Regions from separate parts of the Homo sapiens genome. Here all the other regions are linked to region 4. The links are chromatin loops, found by intact Hi-C in ENCODE. Cell type or tissue: heart right ventricle. All regions are shown on one strand.

Region 1 (5,000 bases), 110 kb before region 4:
CAGATAAAAGCATAAGGGACTTGAAGTCACAGTTCAGATATACTAGTCCCACAGAAATAAGCCCAATACATCAGCATCAGGACAGGCAGCAGGTGTGAGCAGTGACTAGAAAAGAGCAATGATACACAAGGAAAGCAAGCCAGAGAAGAGTTAAACCTAACCTATTAATACCACTATGCATGGGATAATAGAAAGGCCCTCTTGTTACTAAAGGTGAAGCTATCCTGGCTAGAAAAATAAGCGAACCACTGCAAATATTGTAGTGACTGTCCTGTGAATGGATTGCCACACCAAATGACAGAACTCTCTCAATTCCACTTTCCAATAACTTCAAGGCACTAGGGATGTGACAGCATGATGAATACCACAACAGACAGCTCCAATATGGTACCATTTTACCAGATCAATATCTCGCTGCAATATAAGAAAAAAGGAGCTGATATTAGTCTACACAGTGTATTACAGATGAGGTACATTTCTTCTTACTGCACTCCTGCTGAACCAAAGCAATAATTCACAGATTCCTTAAAAGGTTCGTGCACCATCACATGCAAAAAAAGGCTAATCCTTATTTTAACATCTGCTTGAAGATGTAATCACTTAAAGAAGTATGCAAGTTTTTTAAATGCCTTTTTCATTTATCGCTTACCAAGATATATAAATAACGAAGTTAGTATATCCAGGTCTGAAAAAGTACAAACATTCATAGATTGCCTTGCTGACACTGTTCCAGTAATAGTATGAAGAAAATTGCCCTCAATATTTCACTACCAGCCTACCTAACTTGCTTCGCAAGTGGAAGAGCACTTTAGAACTTTCCACATTTTGAGTGTGTGAAATATAATCAATTCTCAATTATCTGCAATGGTTTATTCTTTTTTGGATTATTCCATATTTCCTTTTTAAAACCAAAGTCACTGTGATCAGCTACCCCTAAAGCTGCCAAGAGCTGTAAACTACTATACAAGAAATATTAGTTGCCATGTGTACAAATCATACAAAAGTAATATAGAGTAATTCTCATGCCATAGTCAAAGTATAAATGACCAAATGTTTTATTGTTTCAAAATATTTTAATTGGTTCAGGCCACAGATGCAAAGAGAAACCAAAATAACATACTAAATCAGAAGCAGCTTAATTCTGACTTAATGTGACTCATGATTATCTTTTTTAATGTACTCTATACATCATCCACTGGAGTATTACTTTTATTTTCCTCCATTTTCTCTTTTTTTCATATCCTGTTTCAGCAAAATAAATATGTATTTCCTCAAGCAAAGTTCCAGACTGTTCTATTAGTGCTTTAAAATGGAGGAATTCACAGCTGGCTCACCTGGTTAGTGCTTCCTCTCTGATCGTGCCCATTTCCCTTCTGGCATCGCCCATGGCTCTGGATATAGATACTCCCAATTAATATCTCTAAAAATATGAGATATGCTTCCTGGCTCCTGTCCAACTACAAATAATAATTTACCTTTCCTTGCCCCCTTTCATGCTATGCAATCAAGTATCTGTACTATGGTATGTACAGTCTTTAGAAGATATGGGAGTTGATACTTTGCAAGGGGATGATGACTCTCAGTATTTTCCTAGCTGCTGCCAACCTGAACTATGAAGTAGGTCAGCACTAAGAGTTTTGTTTTACAGATGAGGAAAATGAGGTTTATGGAGGTTAAATGGCTTAGCCCGTTGACCCAACAGCTGTCAGACTTTAGTAACCATTCTCTGGGCCAGTGATTTCCAGCCCAGATTTTGTAATACCCCAGGGTGTCTCACATTTCCTAAAGTATTTCATGAAATTCTCAAAAAATATTCCATTAAAGATAAATGTAGGCCAAATTATATCTTTTAGACATAACCAGGAAAAAAAAAAAGGCACAAATATATCGCACAACTCTGCAAAACGTAAAAAACGCCACTATCTGGTGATTCACTGCATTGCAGGAGAGTCTAATAAAAAACAAAGAGGTAGAATAATAAGGCAAGTATGTTATGAATTGTTAAATATCATTTCTTCCTTGGGTCACATCGCTTTTAATATCATTCTGTTTTTATCCAGGAGATGGGCAAAAAGACCGGGGCCGGGGGGAAATCATCATAAACTACTTTATCTCTTCATCTTCTCTTTGAAAATTAACAAGAAAAATCATTAACTTTGTCTATGAGTTTTATTTTATCATGTTCAGGGTAGATTCTACATACTAAGATGTTGCCTGGAAACACTCCACTTGGCTAATACTGAATAGCAGTGTTCAACAGAGTTGCCGATATCTCCCCACCTTTAGTAGCTTTAATTTTTTATAGCAGACCTCAATCAAGTATAGCAAAACAAGAAAAATCTGTTTATGAGAATTTTATTAATATATCACACATGAGTTGAGGAAAAAAAGATATTTTGGATATTAAAGCTGCAATACAAGGCTGTTATACAGGTAGCTATTTAAACATGGACCCCAATCAGAAAAACAATGGTGATGAAAAGCTATTTTCACAGAACTCTCTTTCAAGTTTAAATTGTGACATCAGTGGGCCAGACGAAACTGGTGTTAATTTTATTGCTCTGACCAAAGCTAGTTAAATCTCTTCTTTCTGCAGTCAATGTCCCAAGGTCCCAAGATTATTGTTAGAGCTAGGAAGTCTTAAGTTAGGTCTAATTTGTCTTGTTTTGCAAATGGCACCCCTGAAATTCAGACAGTTCCAGGGCTACTAAGTAGCAGAACCTAGTCTGAAAGGTATGTATCCTAACTTTTAATTCAGTACATTAAGAGGAAATGATGTAGCTATCAATTTCTTCACATAGATCTTTAAGAACATGGGATACTACTTTCCCCAAATTACTATCTAAGAATAGAGACAGACTTGTATAATGTCTTCAAACTAAATCAAGTCTGTCCCTTGCCTACTCTCTTCCTTTCACATGAATTCTAAAAGTATTTCTTTTAATCACAGCATTAGCAACAAATATATGGAAACCATTACTTTTAAACTTATGATACTATACCAAAATAATAGAGAATATTCATCATAGACCATTAATTTATTGGCTGAGACGGTATGGAAAAAATACTAAAAAATGTTAAATATTAAAGTAATGGCTAGAAAATTTAAATTATTTAAATTTAAAGACTAAAATGCGTAAACTAAAGACTTTTTTATTTTTTTTTTCTTTTAAGACGAAGTCTCACTCTGTCGCCCAGACAGGAGTGCGGTAGCCCGATCTCGGCTCACTGCAATCTCTGCCTCCCAGTTTCGAGCAATTCTCCTGCCTCAGTCTCCCGAGTACCTGGGACTACAGGCACATGCCACCACACTCGGCTAATTTTTTTTTCTTTTTTTTTGTATTTTTAGTAGAGACAGGTTCTCACAGTGTTAGCCAGGATGGTCTTGATCTCCTGACCTCGTGATCTGCCCGCCTTGGCCTCCCAAAGTGCTGGGATTACCTAAGTGTGAGCCACCGCACCCGGCCAAGACATTTAAAAGTATACTTAGACCCCATCTACCAGGAATTCATTTTTATTTCCTAGAAATCCAGGGTTCAGAGAATTGAACATCCACCCTCATTTATCCTTTTAAAACTTATAATTCAACATTCTCAGAATATTGAAAGGACTTATATTATGGTTTAGGGTTTGTTTTCAAAACAATGAAAAAAAAAAACATTTTATTTTAAAAGATACTGTGTTGAGTGGCAGCTATGTCCTGGACACTGTATTGGCAATCACAGAAATAAAGGTCAAGATAGATAGGGCAGGATTCCTCTAACTGGATGAACTCACAGTCTAATGAGGAAGACTGATATAAAATGGTATAATTATAATACAAAACAATCATCTTTAGAGTAGAAATATAAATTCAGATTTTTAGAAGCAAAATATATTTAATAGCAAAATTTGAAATCCACTCAATTTTCTAAAGGAAAAATCATAACTCTCAGTATATATAGAAAGTTTGCTTTAAATCAAGCAGAATTGAATATCTGATTATCATAGAGACGTCAAATTGGGATATATGCTTGCCTGGATGTTGTTCACTTGTGAGAATGACATAGTGAATGTAAAGGATCAGGAGAAACGATGGCTCACGTAACAAATTTGTAACAAAAAACTCATATACTGTGACTGTTTGATTTTTGTTAAGTACAATTCAATGCATAAAACATGAGAAATATGTATTAAAAGTCCTAATAAAAATGTAACACACGTTTGAAGATTTTTGAAAGGGCTTATTATTGACATAAAGCAAAAATAGTTTATTTAGCTTGAATAATTAATATTATGCCTCAGTAACTCATAATAAACATGCATTCAATTAAATGTTAAAATATCACTTAAATCAATACATAGTAATTCAAGACTTGGGATCAAAAGAAAAATTAAGAAAAACTGTTTTAATACCCTAAATGCCATAAGCACTAGAACACAAGCAATATAAGGAAATAACTTGATTTTTTTAAAGGCATTTTCTTTGGAGCTTTAGTAAAATAAACGGACCAGTGGCCAAATGGCTCTGTAGAGTCTTTGTTGTCTAACCTGAACAAATCACTTAACCTCTGTAGGGACCATTTTTCCTAATCACAGAAATGGGTGTAATAATGCCAATCTCACCAGTCTGTTGTTGAAAAGCCAAGAGAATTTTTAAAGGTACTTTTTTTTTTTTTTTTTTTGAGACAGAGTCTTGCTCTGTCGCCCAGGCTGGAGTACAATGGTGCAATCTTGGCTCACTGTAATCTCTGCCTCCCAGGTTCAAGCGATGCTCCAGCCTCAACCTCCTGAGTAGCTGGGATTACAGGCACCCGCCATTATGCCCAGCTAATTTTTGTATTTTTGTAGAGATGGGGCTTCACCATGTTGGCCAGGCTGATCTTGATCTCCTGACCTCAGGTGATCTGCCCACCTCGGCCTCCCAACGTGCTGGGATTACAGGTGTGAGCCACCACGCCTGGCCTTAAAGGTACTTTGAAAGTAGCAATCCAGTTGTTGATAATCACAATGGCATTTCT
Region 2 (5,000 bases), 240 kb before region 4:
TAGATTTCACATGTCATGATTGATACAAATGGTTTTGTATAATTTGGGAATATTTGTACAACTGAGAGATGAATCACGGTCACGTGAATGTGAAATACTAGGTCTGGTGACAGGTGCATTGGGCTCAGAGTTATAAGCTTGTGTGCACACATTCAAAACAATATTGGACTACAAACACCCTAGTAAAATCTCTAAACATATATTTTTAATATCAAGACATTATGAGATATTTAAAAATATGTATTAGCAAACATTATATTTTATAAAACAAAGTTAAATATTTATTTTAATCCCTCATCATCAATCATATGAAATTCAAATATAAAACAATCGAGTATCATATTAATGAAGAAAAAAAGAATTGTCTGATCTTAAACAAATTGAATATGACCTGGGGTTATTTTACACTGAAATATGTGGTTTCTTTTTACTTTCTTTACAAACTTTACGTAAACAGTATAGCATGTTTTTGTAGGTTGATAATTACCATTTCCAGGACTTTCCATGATGAAAACATATTCATCCTCCTGGAATGTAATGGAGTCTACCACATAACATATTCATTAGGATATATCCTATATATATGATACATCCTATATACATCCTTATATTTTATAATTACATGAGGATATAGTGTCAAATAAAATCACTTAACTTTTATTTCCTAATATGATATGCTTGAATTAACAGGTTTACTCTATTATCTAGTCATTAGTTAGAATTAGCAATATTGAAATCAAAACAAAAACATTGCATAATATTTTTGAATTATGTTCTCCAACTGTCCATATAAGTAAAAAAAAGTTTTCATGAAGTGGAATAGACATCACATTCAAAAATAAAAATATTTTCTGCCTTCTGCTTATCTGCATCAAAAATACATTTAATAGTTTATATAGGAAACTAGTACATGTTATAAATCATGCTGTAATGATTTTATTACATATAGAAATGGATTTAAGAATATGTGTTCAAATATTTCAAAGTGAAAAATGATTTTTTTAATATAGAAATGTATTTTTCCACAGTCACCTGTTGCCATCATTAATGTTTCTATTCCTTTACATGAACAATAAAGATCAAAAACAAATTATGAGAGAAAATGCAGAATAATGCTATCCAATTTCTAGAAAATAATGAAAAAGAGCTTCATAAAATGATCAGTTATTAATATACTCATATGACATTTTAAAATAATCTAATTTAAGCTATATTTTTTAATATTCATAATTTTTCCACAATAACATAGCAATGTTAACTCTTATTTAGCCTCTTCCAAACCCTAATGAAAAGGATACATAGTACCAAGGTAGAAAAAGTGGCATCATCCTTTTTTTATATTCAAAATAAATACTGTCAATACTTATCCATCATATAATGCTTGCATAATATGTAAATAGATGTTATAGTATACTTAAGGATGCCTTGTTTTGGAACATGTGGTTACTTCTGATTTTTTATTTTAAAAATTACTGTCAAAAATATCTTTTTGCCCTTTATCTTTTATTGAGGTTTCAAAAATCAAAGAATTTTAGAGCCAACAGAGAAATTAGGCAAAAATTCCTTATTTATTAAATAAAAAAGACGAGCAGTTAAGTGACTTATCTAAGTAGTTAAGTTATTTATTAACTACATTATTACTGGAAGCTAAATCTTCTGACTTATTTTGCTCTCTGCTCCCCTACCTGAGTTTTTGGCTGTGTCTAGAAGGACTTACTTGGTCACACAATAACATATTCACATTTTACACAATGATGTTTTGATAATCTTGTATTAAATTAGCCATTTATCCTTTAGATTTTCACATTAGACTCTAATTCAAAGCTGTTGAAAGTGAAGTGCACATACTGTTTTAATAACAACATTCCTAATCATTGTCAAACTGGTAATTCTCTATCTTGTTTAAAATACATAATGAAGAAAAATTGCCATAAATAGTAAATATTTAAAAATGCATTTAAATTGATGGAATAGTAGCTTAGTACATTTTTTGTCTTTTATTATTGGGGTAAGCAATTTTGTGTAAAAATTTCAGGATATGAAGATATCTTTTGCATAGGGGATGATATTAACCATATGGCCTATTCTTAATCAATTGAATTACAAACCATGGTGGTTCCTATACTTTTAAGAGATGCTTATGTGGTCTTCCATTAAAATATCCACTAATGGGACATTTGTGAAAAGATTTATATTTGAACATACTTTCTTGACCACATGTGAAGCTACAGAGAGCAAATTCATTAATTAAACTACTTATATATTAATTGACAGCTATCAGTTCTAAAATATTTCTCATTTCATGTGTCAGAATCTTTCTGGACTTTTAGGGTAGTCTTGTATATGCTCCACGTTTACAAGACTGGCTGTTAATATTGTTAAGTTTTACTCACCAGGCAGGAAGAAAGATCTTAAAAATCATTGTTAGGCAGAAAAACATTCTAGTTACCAAAACAAACAAACAAACAAACAAAAAAACTTTCTACATTTAATCTGTTAAACAATAGCAAATTTCTTGTGAATCAGTGATACTGTAATTGAACTGGAGACATTTTTAGAGCAAGCTTGCTTTGGCTTTTTCACCCTCCGATTTGGAATCTGCTCACAGTACTGCCAGCTTAACCAAAAAGGATTAACTCTCATATCCAACTGAGAACACAGATAATTCTCAGTAATTGGTAAAAAATGAAGATGAATGGGGCTGAGAGATAAGGAGCAATTAGCTCATCAGCAGTTACAGCTGTGCACTCAATCCGGCTCCATCTCTTGAGTCTCGGCCCCTTTTAAAGAACCTAAGCAGAATAAGCATAGGACACCCCCTCCCTGAAAAAATTGCTATACCTGCCCATCATTTCTCTAGTCTTCCATTTTATTTCCTTACTATACAAAGACACCTGTCATAGCATGCTATGTAAATTACTACCTCTCTCAGGACCTATGTCTAAAGCCAATCTTCTTTTTAAACTTTTTTTTTATAACAGAAACCAAATGACTACTGTAGACACTCTTAAATTCCCTGTCAATCGTTTCATTATAGCAGCATCATCTGTTTGAAAATATAAGCAATTCCCTCATCTAATTATAGGAAGGATTTGAGGTTCATTAACATTGCCAAGGCAGAGAATCCAATGTGCAATTGCAGAGCTCTGCTTGGTGGCCTGCGTTCTCAGTTTCCTTTTATTTGCTTTCTCAAGGTCTCCAAGAGTTTTTCCTGAAATCATAAAATTAATCTTTTCCTTCCAAATAGACACATGTGTTAGAAGAAAGGAAATGACTCCAGCATAAACTATTTTGTTTCTGCAGGAATGGTTAAAATTAAAGAAAGATAAGAGTAGGGTGAGCTGAAGAAGATAATTTTATCTCTTTAACTGCCTGGCTTTTTTTCCCTTCATATATTTGTTTTGTTTTATTGGTTGAGGAATAGAAGAACTAAGGAGTGATAAATACCCTTGAAGGTGACGGCTTTATTCTCAAACTCAAGTCCTTAATCTTACTTGAAACTTCTACATTCTTGTAACGATTACAAGTTTGAGAAAATGAAAAACAATCATATGTTTTGAGCATGTGAAATGTGTTCAGGTTTGTTGATCAGGGCATTAGTGTACCCTTGCCTATGTTCCACAATGTTCAGAAAGAGAAAATACTAAAGTCTTACAAGTACTTCCCTTCCTTAAAGAAATTACAGCAGTTAGAAGGTTATGACTATGGTTTAAACAATGAGATTTTCTTGGGACATCTGTTTTGAGATTACATTTTGAATAGATATGAACTCATTTCCTACTAAGCAAGCAATCTACTATTGTTGATAGCTGTTTACCAGTTCTATGAGTCAGATATTAGCTAGTGGCAAAGGTCCCTCTTAAATCCTCCAAGTATTTTTTAAACTGTATACATAGTGTTTTCCTTAAATAAAATGTTAAGAGAAGTAAAAATGCAGTCTTTTCCTGCCTCTTGGTAAATTATACTCCACAAAATGTTGCACTTGGGAATAATATTTAATGTATTTATCTTTAAAGAGTTACTTCCTTTGTTGTCATTAAGGAAGGGAGTAAGATACTAGGTTTAGCAAGTATTTAAATAACATAGAAACGATTAAGAGATGCTCACTATGTCAATATTTATATACTATTTAAAAACTAGAAGTAAAATTAAGTTTCCTTTATTTAGATTAAACTGATTGTGATTAATTTAGTATTCTCAAAAGTGTGCATAATGCCAAAAAAAGGATAAACAGATTAAAACATAGCTATAGACACTATCAAATTGACCTTGGGTTCACCGGTTTTAAATTCCGCCTTTGCATTATCCCAGTCCCAATTTCCAAGCAGCATTTTTTAAGCTGGTTATGTAGATCAGTCCTTAAAGCAAAAAAAATAGCAACTTATCTGGCCTGTATGTTGTGGATAGTGTTGCCACTAAAAAGAATCCAGGACATTTTTCCTTCTTATCTGCAATGTAGCTCATATCAGCCAACCTGTCACAAGATAGTACTTGATATAAACAAGAGATTGCAAAGACATCTCAGTAATCAATATCAGGATGGCTACAGTATGGAAACCCCAACCAGTGCATATCATCTGTCTCAGCATCTATTTCTATGGCCAAATGAAGCATTAATTCAAATCATAAATCTATGGTGATTTAAATCTGGGAATGAGCACCTGCCTGCTTTAATGATTTATTTTGTACATTTCAGTAAGCAGGAGATTTGTCCATATGAACTGACAGGTCACCTTCAGATGCCAAGAGCAGACTGTTTATCACCATGCAGACTAGCATCTCATCTTAGCAAGTAAATATTAAACTAAAAGAATCCAATTGATTGTGGATGAGGGAGAATGGCGACATGGCCATATATTTTACTCAGTGTGCTGATGCCTCACTCGGATCTATCCTCAGGTGCTCACTTCCTCCTAAAGTGATCATTTTGTTGGAAAGATATGAGCTCAAGGTTACCATGTAAAATTGGGATATAAAATAATTATTCACCATTGTCAAAG
Region 3 (5,000 bases), 400 kb before region 4:
TGAAATTCACACCATGTCATGAATTTTTTAAATGCTCTGGAAAATCTGGTGAATATTTATTTCATTTTCCAGCTCAATCATGCCTCAAAGAACAGCTATGTATCACATACAGAAAAAAAAAATCATTGACTGAGGAGAATGCAAGATATGTTTAATTTTTACCAAAAATAAACACAATTTCAACTACTATTACATTAAATTTGTGCATAATTGTAAAAATAGCAAAATCTTTTCAACACTCGGCCTCTACCAGTTACTGTTCTAACTTCTTTACGTGTATTAATTCATTTAATCTTCATAACAATTTCACAAATAAAATGTTATTATCATCTTTGTTTTACAGATTAGGAACCCAAAACATCAAACAGTGTAATTTACACACTTGGTATTATACTTAGTATTATACAGTTAACAGCAGCATGGGAATTTGAACCCAGGAATTCCAGGTCTAGAATCTATCTATCTACACACACACACACACACACACACACACACACACACACACACACATAAACCATGAATACATATGCGTGTGTGTGCATGTGTTTGTGTGTCTATACTCAGTGAACAAAGTAGATGTCTTTGCCATTTTGACAGAATAAAAATATCAGTGTTAGAACAGGACTTAGCAGTTAAAGTGAGTTACCAAGGTCACAACATTAATGAATGATAGTATTGACACTAGACTATTACTCTCAGTTCAGCACTACTCTCTTAGCACTAAACTGTATTAATGTTAATTTTACTCATTTTAAAACCAGTTATTTAAATACATTATCGATATTAGTAAAATAAAATCTGTATTGGCATTTATTGTGTAACTGATTTATTAATTATCCCTGTAAACTAGTGAATTTATTTTAGAGAAAACTAAACTTTGTTTTATTTTAGAGAAAACGTCTTGAGAAAAATGCAAGCTAATGAAAATGCCTTTTTACTAAAGATGAATCCTACAGGAAACTTAAAGTCAATTTAATTGATTTTATCACATTACTAAACTTTACATAGAAAGACTATATATTTGCATTTTGAATCTTAATCCTCATAAATTTATGCCACCCTCATTATCTACTTTAACATTTAGTCACTCACAGCCACTTCATAAATTCTCATGACATAAAAAGATTGCTGTCACGTAGGAAGCAAGGCGTATGGAGACAAAGGAACTCAAAGATTCTGGATTTACAGTTTGAGTCCAAGTGACTTACATCTATGTACCTCAGTTTCGTCAAATATAAAATGGGTTTACTGTGAAGATCAATAAAAATAATGCCTGTAAAAAAGTTGTGTAAACCTTAAATTGCTTTGGAAGTATTAGATGATGTTCTTTTTTGGTAATATCCTGAAACACTGCTGTGTCAAAAACAATCCCATTAAGAGATCACCAATATCCTTTCCCTTATGTCTTTTTAACTTCCAGGCTCTCTCCTTCCATTCCTCCTCAGTTCCCTTGAACGTATACTATTTGGCACTTGATGAGATTTTGGATTTCATCCCTTCCAAGGCACGGCTCTTGGTTTTCATTATGATCTCTTAGTTTGTGAGAGGAGAAACTCCTGCTGCAATTCTTTAGCAGATAGATTTAGAATAAAGTTAGAACTGTGTAGTTTCTGCCAGGAAACACTGTCAGTCAATCTAACAGTTGTTAATAATAACAAATAGATTTTTACAGACTAATTTCTTTTAACCAGCTAAAATATTTTCAACCAATGAACCATTTCCCAAACAATTAAACATTCTGATTTTTCTCATATGGATGAGAAAAATACCCATACCCTCTAATTGCCCAGTATTTCAGCCATAAAAATAACATTGTCATTAAAAAAAATGAGCTGGTCTTTATAAATCTTATTTTTAAAACTAAATCGCTGTATGTATTTGCCATATGATTTGCCATCTTTGAGAAAGTGAAATTGAACTTTCTTTATTTTAAAGTGTTGCTGTTGTTAAAATGATACTGAATGCAAAATAATATGTTTGTTTTTCAGCTGTTGTAAGACTAAAGAGATTTTTTGAATACTTCAATTATAAAAACATTTAAAACATACAAACTTGTGCAATTTTTATTTTAATGAAGATGAGAAGTTCATTAAAGAAGATAAATATTTCATTAGCTCTTAAATAAAACAAAGAGATTTTTTGGCTTCTCTCAGCACAAAATTCCTTTGAAAGATTAATTAATACATGCAAATTATGCAAATTAGACCCATGCAAATATTTTATGAAGACAATTAAGGGAACCATTAATTACTGCTTTTTTTGCTTCAGTGAGATTCATTCATTTAATTTTAATTTCACTTTAACTGTTTTGATGTATAATCTTGCAGCTAAGAACTTTATCTTTCTTGGCGGGTCACTTAAACTTAGAAATTTCATCAAGTGAGCACACAGAAATCTGTAAAGATATTCTCAAGACTATGTTTAGTATCAAGAGAAATTTCTGACACAATGCACTCCCAGAAACAGGGAAACTGGAAGGGAATGTGAGCTCATTCTTGGACAAGGTTCAACTACTGGAAAAGCAATTAATTTGCTTTGGCTGTGCTAATATAGGGGAATTAGAAAGTGTGACACAAGACAAATAGAAATAATTAGTTCTCCAAAATGATGTTCTCATTAATATGGTTTGAACAGTAGAAATAAAACAACATTATTGTGGCATGTCTGCATTCTGTCCCTAACCATGGGAGGTAGGATAATGCACTATAAGCATTTTTATATTTATAGTTTAAATGATTATGTTTTTTTCTAAAGAAGAATTTATATCAAAGAGTTTATATGCTTAGAATGTCTAAATATATACATGCTATCAAATTAATAACACACTTTCCATAACCATGCATTTGTATACCAATTTTTTATTTTGCTCATACAAATCTGTATTGTAATGAACAGATTTAAAATGGGGGTTCTTTTTCTGTTACTTAAATATTTTCAGATCACTTTTATGACTCTTGAAGTATAACATTTCTCAGAAAAAAAATTAATTGTATTTATGCTCTATCTTAAAGAAGCCACTGTGTTTCTTAAAGTTTCTCTAAGATGGCTAGGATATCCTTACCATGGGGGATGAATACAAAAAGAGGAAGCAGGCTTTGTGAATATGAACTATTAGAGTTAGTTGTTATCTATATTACTAAATGATAACCTTCTTCAGCTTTTGTAGTCATTATATACATTTTTTGTTGTGATGATGTTTGATGAACAAGTTAATTGGATAACTTGCTCCAACTGAACCATCATTTTTTTCACTTGATAATAAAGGTTAAAAAAACTCAAAGCAAAACCTTATAAATATATTTTTCATAAATCTGAAGATAATACTATACTGTATAAAAATGCTTAAAAATTAACGTATTGACTATAATGAAAAAGCAACTTCCTAGTTATTTGGAATTCATAGTAGTAAAAAGTATCATCGGTACAAATACATATATGAAATTTAAATGCAGCTGATTTTTCTACCTCTTGTCTGATACTCCCCTCAGCCCCGCAGCTAATTGTTGTTACTATAGTACCATAAAAAGATGTAAGTGGGCATATACTATCATTGATATTTGTTGAGCTTCTTAATATTCTTTAAAAACAGATGTTAAAATTAAATTTTCTTTCTTACAAAGGTAATCTTATTTCATTCTTCCTTAAATTTCTAAATTCCCCAAGTTTATTTTGCATGTTTATACTGACCGCAGAGATGTGTCACAACTTTTAAATTAGGATCACTTGTGAATTTCACCGGTGCACTGTTTAACCACTCTTCCATGCTACTAATTATGATGTTAAATCAAAATGGATCTAGCATTGATCTTTAGGGTCCCCTGCTAATATCTTTCCCAGTTTCCATATATCACTATTTTTGACTATTGGTCTTCCAGATACTATTTAAGCCCAACCACAAACATGTTTATGAGCAAGCCAACTTAATTTATTTTTTTCAACTTTATTTATGCTAACAAGACATTTATATTTTCTGTTAATAACTCTCTGTTTCAATATTTAATGGCAATTTAGTTGCACGATGTCTACTTCCCCTCTCTAAACTTCCACTTTCAATCCATCATTCTTGATATTCCCAGATTAAAGTAATTTATCTCCCGAACTCTCATAGTGCCAACCCCCTATTACATTATTTTTACTAGAAAAACATGATGCCAGGCAGGGTGCGGCGGCTCACGCCTGTAATCATATCACTTTGGGAGGCCGAGGCAAGTGGATCGCTTGAGCTCAGGAGTTCGAGATCAGCCTGAGCAACATGGCAAAACCCTGTGTCTACAAAAAATATGAAAATTAGCTGGGCATTCTCACACACAACGTCTGTGGTCCCAAATACTCAGGATGCTGAGGTGGGAGGATTGCTGGAGACTGGAAAGTTGAGGATGCAGTGAGCTGTGATTGCACCACTGCACTCCAGCCTGGGTGACAGAGCAGCACCCTGTCTCAAAAAAAAAAAAAAAAAAAGACAACAGATATATTACAAACTAAGCTCAATCATTATGCCTAAATTTTCTCTGTCTAATTGAAATAACATCACAAAACTTCATGAAATGTCCCAACACAGACATATAATAACAATGGTTTCTTTTTCGTAAGGACCAGTTTAGAAAACTAGCTCTACGAAAATAATGTATTTAAATATTTTTACATAGTAAATAATTATAATGAGTTACATTCTATTACTATTTTGAGCAGCTTCATACTTAAACAATGCCTACTATGTCTATATCACGTATAGTTTAATTTATGTAAGAAGTAATTTCCCACAAAAACCCACAAGAGGCCTTCAGCATTTGGAGTTCAAGCATATCCAGTTACATTAAAAAACAGTATTACTTTTTAAAATATATTTTTAAAAGAATAAAATATATTCTCACTCATAGGTGAGAATTGAACAATGAGAACACATGGACACAGGAAGGGGAACATCACACTCTGGGGACTGTTGTGGGGTGGGGGGAGGGGGGAGGGATAGCATTAGCAGATATACCTAATGCTAAATGACG
Region 4 (5,000 bases):
GATAACATACTAATGCAATAGCCCTAAGCAAATTAAAACCACTCGAAGGTTTGCTACTAACTTACTGAGCCACTTTGAGCAAGTTTATGAACCTTACTTTTCTGTAACATCATTTCGGTTCCTCAAAATCCCTGGTATTATTATTCCATGCTATTAAGAGATAGACATAGTTTCTGTAAAAAGCTGAGAGTGCTAAGATTTGATGTTTCTCATTGTATATAAATTATGATATGTGCATGTATAAATTATATACACACATATATGGGTGTATAGATAGTAATTTTATACAGTTTCCCTTCTTGCTCAGCTTCTCTTATACTCTACATAAATTACTCCCTTAGCCTGTTAAGTAGCTAGAGGAGAAAGAAACCAAAGTGAAATAAATCAATACATCTAGGTGAATAAAAAAGGTTCTTCACAGCAAAGATATAAACTTGACTTGAATGAAAAAAGTAATCATAATTTTATAAATGCAAGATGCAAAACATTTCAAAGCTTTCAAAGGTAAGAAATAAGACAATAATGCTTATAATAATCATTAAAAATAATAATATAGGGTAAACAGTATATTTGGTGAGAGGGAGTTCCATTACAAGTTCTCAATTTCTTCAATCAGTGGCAGAGTTAGGAAAACCAAGGTAGGTATTTGCAACTAAACACCTTCTCAAGTTAATGACTACAATATTGCATGTATTTAAGTTTGAGTAAGCTTTTTTAGTTGATATATGATCAAATACAATACTAAATCAACAAACTTCCCGCCTTTAACTTAAAAATAACTTGAAATAGGGTTTTAGAGCAACACATGTAATTGCAAATTATTAAGGCCAGGTGACTGAAACATAATTACAGTAGTGATGAGATATTTGTGAAGAGATAAACAGTTCCACTGGATTTAACTTATCTTGGCTCTGCAAGTTTAAACTCCAGATCTGTTGTTAACCTCAGGGGGAAAAAACTTGAAAAATATTTAGTTAAAAGTTAAAGAATATTCTCCAACCACATGGTGAGGACTTCAAATCTAGGCAAAAATTCAGGGAATAAATCGAGTTTAACATTGATTATAACATTTATTATAATGCAGTCATTGAAGAAAGTTTTCTCCAGTAATTTTTTGTGTTTACGTGTGTGTATGTGAAATGGCCTTTAATTATCTAGTATCTAGTGTGCTGTAAGAAACACATAAAGAGGATACCGAGGAGAGTAGATGTTTGATTATTAAAGAGAAAAAAAAAGTAGCAATTCACCAATTTACTGGATAGGCAGACAATTTTATAACAATCGTATCTGAACTAGCTTCAAATTTCACCTAGCTTTCTTCATAACTCCAGAACAATTTTCCTGTCCTGATTCAAATAGTTTTAATATAGATTTTGGGCAAATATTTTACATTCTGCACGACCAAGAACTCCAATTATCTGAGTAAATGACGTTTAGTGATCTTGCTTCCGCGACCCCCACCACCCCCCATCTTTACTGCCACCTGTCCATACTTTTGAGCGCGCGCGCGCACATACACACACACACACACACACACACACACACACACAACATTTACCCCAAAATAGTCGAAGGTTCAAAGCCCAAACACACCCAAGTCCCATGGAAGGAAGAATACCTAAACACGGAAAAGAATTTCTGGCTAGGTCAGGATAGGACATTTGCTGGACTGGAATTCGAATCTTTTTCGTTTCACAGCCTTCCCGGGCACTAACAGAGAAGAAGTCTTTCTCCATGGAAAAAAGAGCTAGCGCTTTTTCAACCCAATGTCCTTCTGGTCTCCTTGCTACACTTCCTTTCCACCTAAGTTTCCCTATCTCTGCGGGAGCACACACTAACTCCGCTCCTTCTCTCAATCTTCAAACTTATTTGGAGGGTACCGAAGTTTCTGCGCAAATTTTGCGCGCAGTTCCCACGTGCCCGCTTCAGGTCTTCAACTTTCCCTATTTTCTTTCTCCCGGAATCTCACTCTGAACTTTTGCCTCTGCGCTTCCTTGCAGAGAACCGTGGGGACAAAGCGGCGCTGTGAAAGGGGGTGGAATGATCATCTCTACCCCGAAACTGACAAGTTGCCCCACTCCCGCCCCCTCTTGGTAGATCCTCCCCCACTGAGCGTTCATTAGCATAAAACTGGTCTGGCTGGGGACCGGTCCCGCCGCCTCCTCCGTGCGCGCGCTTTGCTGGGCTGGGGAAGCCAAGGCACAGAGTATCAGGGCCGCTGAGCATCCCAGTGCAAAGTGTGCACCTGCTCGCTGCTTAAGCTACTAACCTTTAAGAAAAGAAAAGAGAGAGAAAGACAGAAAGAAAACACACTTTGGAGAGAAAGAGACAGAGAACTCGAAAGAGAGATCGAGAGAGAGCGCGCTCCGTGGCTTTCCTTCCTAATCTCTCCAGTTCAGCTTCCATTGAGTCTCGGGCAATCGGTCACCTCCCCCTACCGAAGAAAACCTGCTGGTTGCCCTCGCATCTGCCCCGGGGCCACCGTACCCCTTTATTTCCTTTGCACACGCACTCGCTCACACGCGGACACACGCACACATGCGCGAACACACAGACCCCTCCCCTCGGCTGGCTTCCCCTCCGGGCTTCGGAGCTCAAGTCCCCGGAGCCCATCCCCCGGGATGGACCCGGTCTCTCAGCTTCGCGGGTCATTTCCCTCCCGACCTCAAAGTGCCCTCCTCGGGTGCTGGTCCGCTCCCTCGCCTTTCCCAGCGGGGCCCTCACCCGGAGCGCGTCTCCCCGCTCCCCGAGCCCTGCGGAGCAGGTCACGACCTCCCCCCGCCCCCGGGACACCGCTCGGCGCCACAGATCAGCCCTGTCGGTGCCGGGAGGCTGGCCGTGGAACCCAGGTCCTGGGGAGCGCACGAACGCGGACAGCAGCGCTGAGAGGGGTCTCCAGGCGCCCGCGCGCCCGGGGCAGGGGGCTGTGGCTCCAGCAAAGGCGCCGTCCTCCTCCCTCTCGTCCCCTCCGCCCCGAGGCTCGGCTTTCCCACATCCCACAGCAGCCCATCCCCGGGACCCAGAGGGCAAGGGGAGGACCGGGCCGAAGAGCGAGGTCTGGGCAGGGTGAGGTGCCAACTTCTCAGGGGGTCGGGCGCGGCTGGCGAGCCCCGAGCAGGGAGAGGAGAGGGCCGCGCTCGCCGGGGCGCGCGGCTCGCGGGCGCGCAGAGCGAGCGGCGCCGGGAAAGGAGCGAGGGCAGGCGAGCAGGCTGGTGGGAAGGGGCGCGGGCGGCGGGGGCTATCCCCCCCGACTCACCTTGCGTTGGTGCAGTCATTGTAGAGGGTCTCGAAGTCCTTCCTGGAGATGAGTTTGCAGCGGTTCACTCCTGGCTGGATGGCGCCCAGTCCCCTCAGGATGCGAACTTGTTCCACATTGCACACCACCGGCGTGATCTCCAGCCGCTTCAGCTTGGTGTAGACCGTATGCAAGCCCCCCACCAAGTGCTTCAGGAACAGGTCGAAAGCCTGGGGCAGGCAGATCAGCTCGCAGCCCTCCACCGTGAAGGAAGCCACTTTGGCCCCCCTCAGATCCACCATTTTGCACTCATTATTCTGAGGGGTGTTTTCCACTGGGGACGGGGTTGAGTACACGGGTTTCCCGGGGAGGGGGCCGCAGCTGCTGCTGCTACTGCTGCTGCTGCTACTACTGCTGCTGCTGCTGCTGCTGCTACTGCTGCTGCTGCTGCTGCCGGTGCTGGCGTTGATGGGGGTGCTGGAAGCGACGCCGCCGCCAGCGCTGATGCCGCCGCCGCCGCCGCCGCTGCCGTTGCTCGCGGCCGCCAGGTTGGGGTTGCAGTTGCTGCCACCGCCGCCGCCGCCACCGCCGCCTCCGTTGCCGCTGCTGCCGCCGCCGCCTCCGCTGCCGCCGCCGCCGCCGCCGCCGCCGGTAGAGGTGACTGTGGCCGCCGCCGCCGCCGCCGAAGCGATGGGCTCCGGGCGGAACAGAGTTGGCCCAGAGGACGCCGGGGGTCCGATGGAAGGAGCCGGAGACGAAGTCGCCGAAGAGGTGGAGGTGGTGGTGCCAGAGGAGGAAGCAGACGTGGAGATTGGGGGTTGAGGGGGGACCAGCTGGGTCGGAGGGATCAAAGCCGCCGGCACTGCCATGGTCACATATAAGGGGAAACAGACGGAGGAGAAGCGAGAGGAAAAGTTGCCACACACCCCCGGGAGGGGAAGGGGAAAAAAGGGGGGAGAAGGAGCGAGGGGGGCAACAACAACTCCGGGAGAGAACGAGAAGGAGAAAGGGAGAGAAGGGGGAGAAAAGGAGGTGAAGGTAATAAAGAGCGAGCGCAAGAGGGGCGAGCACGAGAGGCGCTCTGGAGAGGAACGCACAAAAGTGTCCCGCAAGTCGAAATGCGAGTCCTCTCCGGGGGCTGGGATCGAGGGCTGGTTTGGGGGTGGGGGTGGGGCGGGGAGGGTCGGCTGTTGTTGTGTGGGTCTCGCTCTAGCACAAAGTTAAGGATGAAGGTGAAAAGGAGGAGGTTTGAAGGACTTGGGCTCTCCCTGGCAAGTACATTGATCAAAGATTGAGAGGGGAATGACAGAGAGAAAATGAGCTGAAAAGTGCAGGCTGCCGGCTGGACGAGTTGTTGTTGTCACACGGTGCAGAGGGGAGGAGCTCCGGAAACTTGAAATACCCTTTGAAGCCGCAAAAACCTCACTCACTAGTATTAACCCAAATTATCCAACCAGGAACTCGGAGCAGAGACTCCGAGAGCGCGAGACACTGGAGAGGGAGCGTGCGAGGAAAGGAGGAGGGGAGGGGGAGGATACGGAAAGAAACTGTGGGAGGGACGGAGAGGAAAAGCCGGGGACACAGAAGTGGCGATCGGAAAAGGAGAGGGAGATCATCTACTTCTCTTCTACTACTACCGTTAGATTGCATGTCTCACATTCCATTTCGTCCGCGGGGACTGGTAATTTTTTCCAAAGCTTCTAAACAATCGCCCGCCAACTTAAAGAGGAGCCTGAGCGCGCCGAGCTCTCTCCTTCCAGGATTT
Region 5 (5,000 bases), 140 kb before region 4:
CAAGTCCTTCCTATGTGAAACTCCCAGTTGCAGCTACTCATGACTAAGTCATACCGAACACCAAAGAAAGCAGTGGTTGGTTACTTAATAGCTTTCTGGACAGAACTTGAAAATTGGGAAGGGGGTACTTCCGGATAATAATACTTGAAAACTATCATCATAGTGAGCTTGGCTTATATCAATGTAAAAATCTGTATGCATTTAAAATAATCCCCAAACAGATATATATCATTTTCTCATTTATTATTTTATCTTGCTAGAAACAATAGTTCTAAATATGTTGATAAAGTACTGAAAAGCCAGACACACAGTATCATTCAGTTTCAAAAGTTGAGGAAAGAGCTTTGGATTTGGGGTCAGAAGGTACAGGTTTCAGTTTTTACTTGTATGAACTTCAACTTTCTGGGTTCAATGTCTACATCATTGCTGTGGGGCTTCAATATACTATTCGTGGCTTTCTCATAAACTACGATGGAGCTGGGGGTGTAGCTAAAGAGAGGAGGAGGATTCTTATCACCTCCTCCCTCAATGCTTAGGAGCAGGGGCTAGGGTTAGAATATCTCTGTTATTTGGAGACTTTGTAAAGGAATGACTCAGTACCATCTATATTCAAAAGAGCAGAATGTGCTGAGTTCCAGGTTTCTTTTCATCTTTTTCATGGATTGTTGTGTCAAAACCAGAAACCGTTGTACATTTCTCTATCCTAAATAAAATAAAACCTATTAAAATGTGTCTAGGTCTGGCATAGCAGCTTGTACCTGTAATCCTAGCACTTTGGGAGGTTGAGGCAAAAGGATCGCTTGAGCCCAGGAGTTTGAGAACCAGCCTGGGAAAACCAGGCCAAATTTGTCTCTACACAAATTAAAAAAAAAAAAAAAAAATTAGTCCAGCGTGGTGGCACATGCCTGTAGCCCCAGCTACTCAGGAGCCTAAGGTAGGAGGATCACTTGACCCCAGAAGGTTGAGGCTGCAGTGAACCCTGATCACACCATTGCATTCCAGCCGAGGCAGTAGAGTGAGATCCTATCTAAAAAATAAAATAAAATGTGTCCTAGTTAACATGGTTAACATGGTTCCCCAAATATTTGGCATTATGTTTTAAGATATTTTATAACTTCAGACCGCACAAATAAATAGGTACCTGAACAGTAATATTAAAAACCTCTTTTGATGTTGACTTGCATTTGACGCAATAAAATCTGTTTTTAGTAAGGTGGTTTTTTAAAAATTTATGTTCTAATCCCACATCAATCCTCTTCTGTTTCTTAACAAATTAAATGATAAATTATTGTTTTGCTTTTTTGTTTTGTTTTGTTTTGTTTTTTGAGACAGAGTCTCACTGCCTTTTCCAGTCTGAAGTGCAGTGGTGCTGTCTTGGCTTACTGCAACTTCTGCCTTCTGGGCTCTAGTGATCCGCCCACCTCAGCCTCTTGAGTAGCTTGGATTACAGGCAAGTGCCACCATACCAAGCTAATTTTTGTCTTTTTAGTAGAATCGGGGTTCCACCATGTTGCTCAGGTTGGTCTCAAACTCCTGGCCTCAAGTGATCTGCCCACCTCGGCCTCCCAAATTGCTGGGCTTACAGGCCTGAACCACTGCACCTGGCCTGTTTTGTATTTTTGTTTTCACTTTCCTTTCAGACTATTTTGATAGGAATCAGCAATTCTTAGATTAGTCTGAAAAGCCCTCTCAGTATTGAAATTTTGTAGGCATTCACTTAAACCTAAGGTAAGTAGAAAAATAAATTCGTATCTAATGGAAACTAGTTCCAACTTGTTTGTTTTCAAAATAAAGGAAACAAATATGAAAAAACTTCTATCATCAAAAACTTCTAAGGGGTTTATAGTTGTATTTATCCTGTTTAGCTCAAGTGAGAAGTAATTTTACATTTGAAAACCTTCATCAAAACTGTACTGAAGACAGCTTGCTATACTTGGATAATTCCATTTGGTGACTCCCAACTAGGCAAAACTTTCTGCCCTTTAGCAAATATAATTTACTGAATGAATAAATAAAATTAAATTTATAATAACTAAAAACAATATATTCAATGCATGCCAATTTAAATCTTAAATTACTCCAACTGACCAACAGAAATCCTGAGATCATCAACATTTGCCTAAAACCTGCTCTATAACTTGTTCAAAATAACTTGGAAACACTCTTGATATGATACAACTATACCATATACTTCCATTTCTGAATTTTTTTATACACAGCAAAGTAGATGGGTTATTTCCAAGTCAATTGAATAAAGTATTACTTATATCAAAAAATACATAGAAAATGTATGTTAGTTATGATATCAAAAGAAAGAAACTATGTTATGCCTAGAGTTTTAAACAGAGAAGAATTGTAAAGGAACTTGCAAGTAAGTTTCTTTATGATTTATGTCCATTTGTATTTTTTTAAGCTCCAATTAGCTCCATAAAGACTACTTTAGAGGAATAAAAACATTCAAATATTTGGCAGTCTCAAACACTCGTCTTAGAAATGTTTCTTCATGGATGAACCTTTATGTTATAATGAATGTCAATCACAACTAACTATAACTTTTGGGTTTGCAAAGGAACAAGCAATTCTCTCTAACACTCCATTTGCAAGTGCAAAACATCAAAATGTGATATTACAATTGGCAAAAAACGGACTTTACATGTGGATTATAGCATATCTTAGTGAAACTGAAACTGTAAAAAAAAAATTCAAAAGAAAACTTGAAAATAATGGTTTTGAACATAAAATTAGTACAACAAAAAAGACTTGAAAAATTTTTAGCAAAACAAGTCTCATCAAAGCAATATGAATGTTAGCGTCAAAAAACCATGTTTCTCAAAAGGCACCTTTCTTGACAAAGCTTTAATTGTTTTGAGCAATGTAGCCTCTAAGAAAATGAACCTACGGATTCAGCTGAGTTTCAAAAAAGAAGACAAAAGAGAGAGAAAGTAAATAGAAATTAACCAAAATATCGAATTCTACTTCTAAAACTCCTCTCAAAAGCTGTCATTTCATTCAAGTGTTAGTCCTCTCTTTCTCTGAGTGCATTGTGGTATCTAACATTTAATATTAAAGTAAAATGCCCTAGGGAAGGAGTGGTACCAATAAGAGTAAAGTTGATGAAACTATATAAAATATAAACTTTAAAGCTAGCTAAATCTTGATTTTTTGCTAAATATCTTAAAATTTGTTTTGTCTAGAATTATATTGCCATTTTATGTAGCATGTATAAATTTTACTTTGATTAGTAGATGTTCTTTACATAAACACATTAAAAATATAATTGATAATATCTATTAGAGAAATAAGCTCCTTAATTCACAATATTTGGGATGGCAATCATCATTGAAAATAAAACAAAAATGCAGGATATTTTGTTTGGATATTGCTCTGAAAATAAATAATACAGTATTAAAAAATATGAGTGGAAGATTTAAGGAAAGCATGCTTACACATGATTGATCTCTTAGAAAGCTGCATGGTTTATAAAGGCACTGGATTACATGGGGCTTTTTTGGTTTCAAATAGATACACTTTGCTCCACAAAGTTATGTATTTGCTATTGTCTTTTGCATTATAGTTTGTCTTTCTGGATAACAAATCCCCTTGGAGAACCTGTTGAAAGTTACGGACCCCTTTAATCATTAATGAACACATAGTGATTTACCTAAAATTGTGCATGCAATTTCAGTTGAGGTCCTCACAGATGCTTCCCCCTCAGAATCTCAGCTATGGACCAAGACTCTGCCTGGCATGTTTTAAACCTCTATTCTTCTCAATGAATTATACACTTGTAATGCTACAGGGAGTTGAGGCGAATAGACCGCATGTTGAAGCCCTATAAGTTTGTTTCATTAATAGGGGAAAATGTGAATTTTCCTATTTATATGCACATAGGCACTAGTATCATTACTGAGAGAAAAAGCAAAAGAATACTTCCATGTCTGAGATTTAAAACTGATTTAGTTGAAACAACTGATGAGTATTAAAAACAGTAAACTCAGCGTGACTTAACAAGAAAACGCTTTAAATGTAAGAAATAATTGTTTGGATATCTAAACATCCAAATCACATGTGCATTTTCATCCTAAATTAAACAAATTCTAAGTAAAAAAGTATACGCCTAATAGAAAAATAAAGTGATTTTTTTGTCATCCAATAAATAGGCAATGAAAAATCTATATTTAAATTCAAGGTACTAAAGTGAATTAAAGAGGTAACTATTCCACAGGAGTATACATCATTTCAGTTTAATTTTAGTATACAAGTCTCCTTATTAAATATCATGTATAAAATAGTCTTATTTATCATCTTATCTCATTAAGTATTGTCTAGAGAGGCAATTTTGAAAAAGAAAACAATGGTTAGGAAGACTTTATTTTATTCTAATTATATTTGATACTTTAAATGTTTATCTATCTAATATATCTCTTATTAAACAATTCTTTAGCTCTGGTATATTTTTTAGTAAAGTTTTAATAACTTTCTCAGAATTAAAAATAGCATATGATATCAGAGACCAACAATAAAAGTAATCGAATTTAGAGAAATGTTTAGAAAATAAATAGATCTATACATATTTTGTTAAAGACCAATCAATTGATCTGCTGTTTTCTATGTAAAATGAAACAATGCTTATTATTAAAATATAGGCTGAATTCTTTGCCTGATTTTCCGCTTTTGTAAAATGCATTGCTTGAGAAACAAGTCTTCAAAAAACAAGGCCTAAAAAAATCTACTACTCAGGGTGCCTTTGAGGATATTTAATTAAAATCTAATCCTGCATTCATTAAGGCTCACATAAATTAAGCTGTCATTCATAAGATTTATGGATTCTCATTTGCATATTGCATACAATTCATCAATTACTCAAGTATGAAAGGAGCACATTTCCCTTGGAGCTGCCTGCTACCCTGCCAACATTTGAAATGAGGGAAAGAGCAAGACTGTCAGGCATTCACACAAACTTTCTTCCAAATGTCTGCTCCTTGATTAATCTAATTTTC

Evidence for each region. A loop is a pair of places that touch in the nucleus more often than their neighbours do. Peaks named below come from ENCODE experiments on the same cell type or tissue, not always from the same donor. Only the 100,000 strongest peaks of a DNase experiment are listed, where the experiment ranks them.
Region 1: a loop joins it to region 4, with 3 times the contacts of the local background. A loop is called at or near these places in 3 of 110 quality-filtered maps.
Region 2: it touches region 4 in a loop (4-fold over the local background); 10 of 110 quality-filtered maps call a loop at or near these places.
Region 3: a loop joins it to region 4, with 3 times the contacts of the local background. A loop is called at or near these places in 9 of 110 quality-filtered maps.
Region 5: it touches region 4 in a loop (2.8-fold over the local background); 4 of 110 quality-filtered maps call a loop at or near these places.

What each region holds. Positions count from the first base shown.
Region 1 is chr13:71,752,878-71,757,877 of GRCh38, forward strand. The region is part of intron 1 of DACH1 (dachshund family transcription factor 1); the gene reads right to left. Among named protein-coding and RNA genes, the nearest start is that of DACH1, 110 kb to the right of the region's middle. In heart right ventricle, a CTCF peak has its summit at 1,913; a DNase peak (open chromatin) is centred at 1,742; H3K27ac peaks cover 1,003 bases.
Region 2 is chr13:71,622,151-71,627,150 of GRCh38, forward strand. The region is part of intron 3 of DACH1 (dachshund family transcription factor 1); the gene reads right to left. Among named protein-coding and RNA genes, the nearest start is that of DACH1, 240 kb to the right of the region's middle. In heart right ventricle, no CTCF peak of the experiment used is centred here; no DNase peak of the experiment used is centred here; H3K27ac peaks cover 3,743 bases.
Region 3 is chr13:71,462,407-71,467,406 of GRCh38, forward strand. All of the region lies in intron 10 of DACH1 (dachshund family transcription factor 1), which reads right to left. Among named protein-coding and RNA genes, the nearest start is that of DACH1, 400 kb to the right of the region's middle. In heart right ventricle, no CTCF peak of the experiment used is centred here; no DNase peak of the experiment used is centred here; H3K27ac peaks cover 1,012 bases.
Region 4 is chr13:71,862,666-71,867,665 of GRCh38, forward strand. It overlaps DACH1 (dachshund family transcription factor 1), which reads right to left and starts at 4,539. Exons shown (of 11, transcript NM_080759.6): 1 at 3,257-4,539. The coding sequence starts at 4,104. In heart right ventricle, a CTCF peak has its summit at 2,028; DNase peaks (open chromatin) are centred at 2,126, 2,746, 4,026, 4,736 and 1 weaker place; H3K4me3 peaks cover 5,000 bases; H3K27ac peaks cover 3,859 bases; H3K27me3 peaks cover 2,679 bases.
Region 5 is chr13:71,722,384-71,727,383 of GRCh38, forward strand. The region is part of intron 1 of DACH1 (dachshund family transcription factor 1); the gene reads right to left. Among named protein-coding and RNA genes, the nearest start is that of DACH1, 140 kb to the right of the region's middle. RefSeq lists an enhancer at 4,334-5,000. In heart right ventricle, no CTCF peak of the experiment used is centred here; no DNase peak of the experiment used is centred here.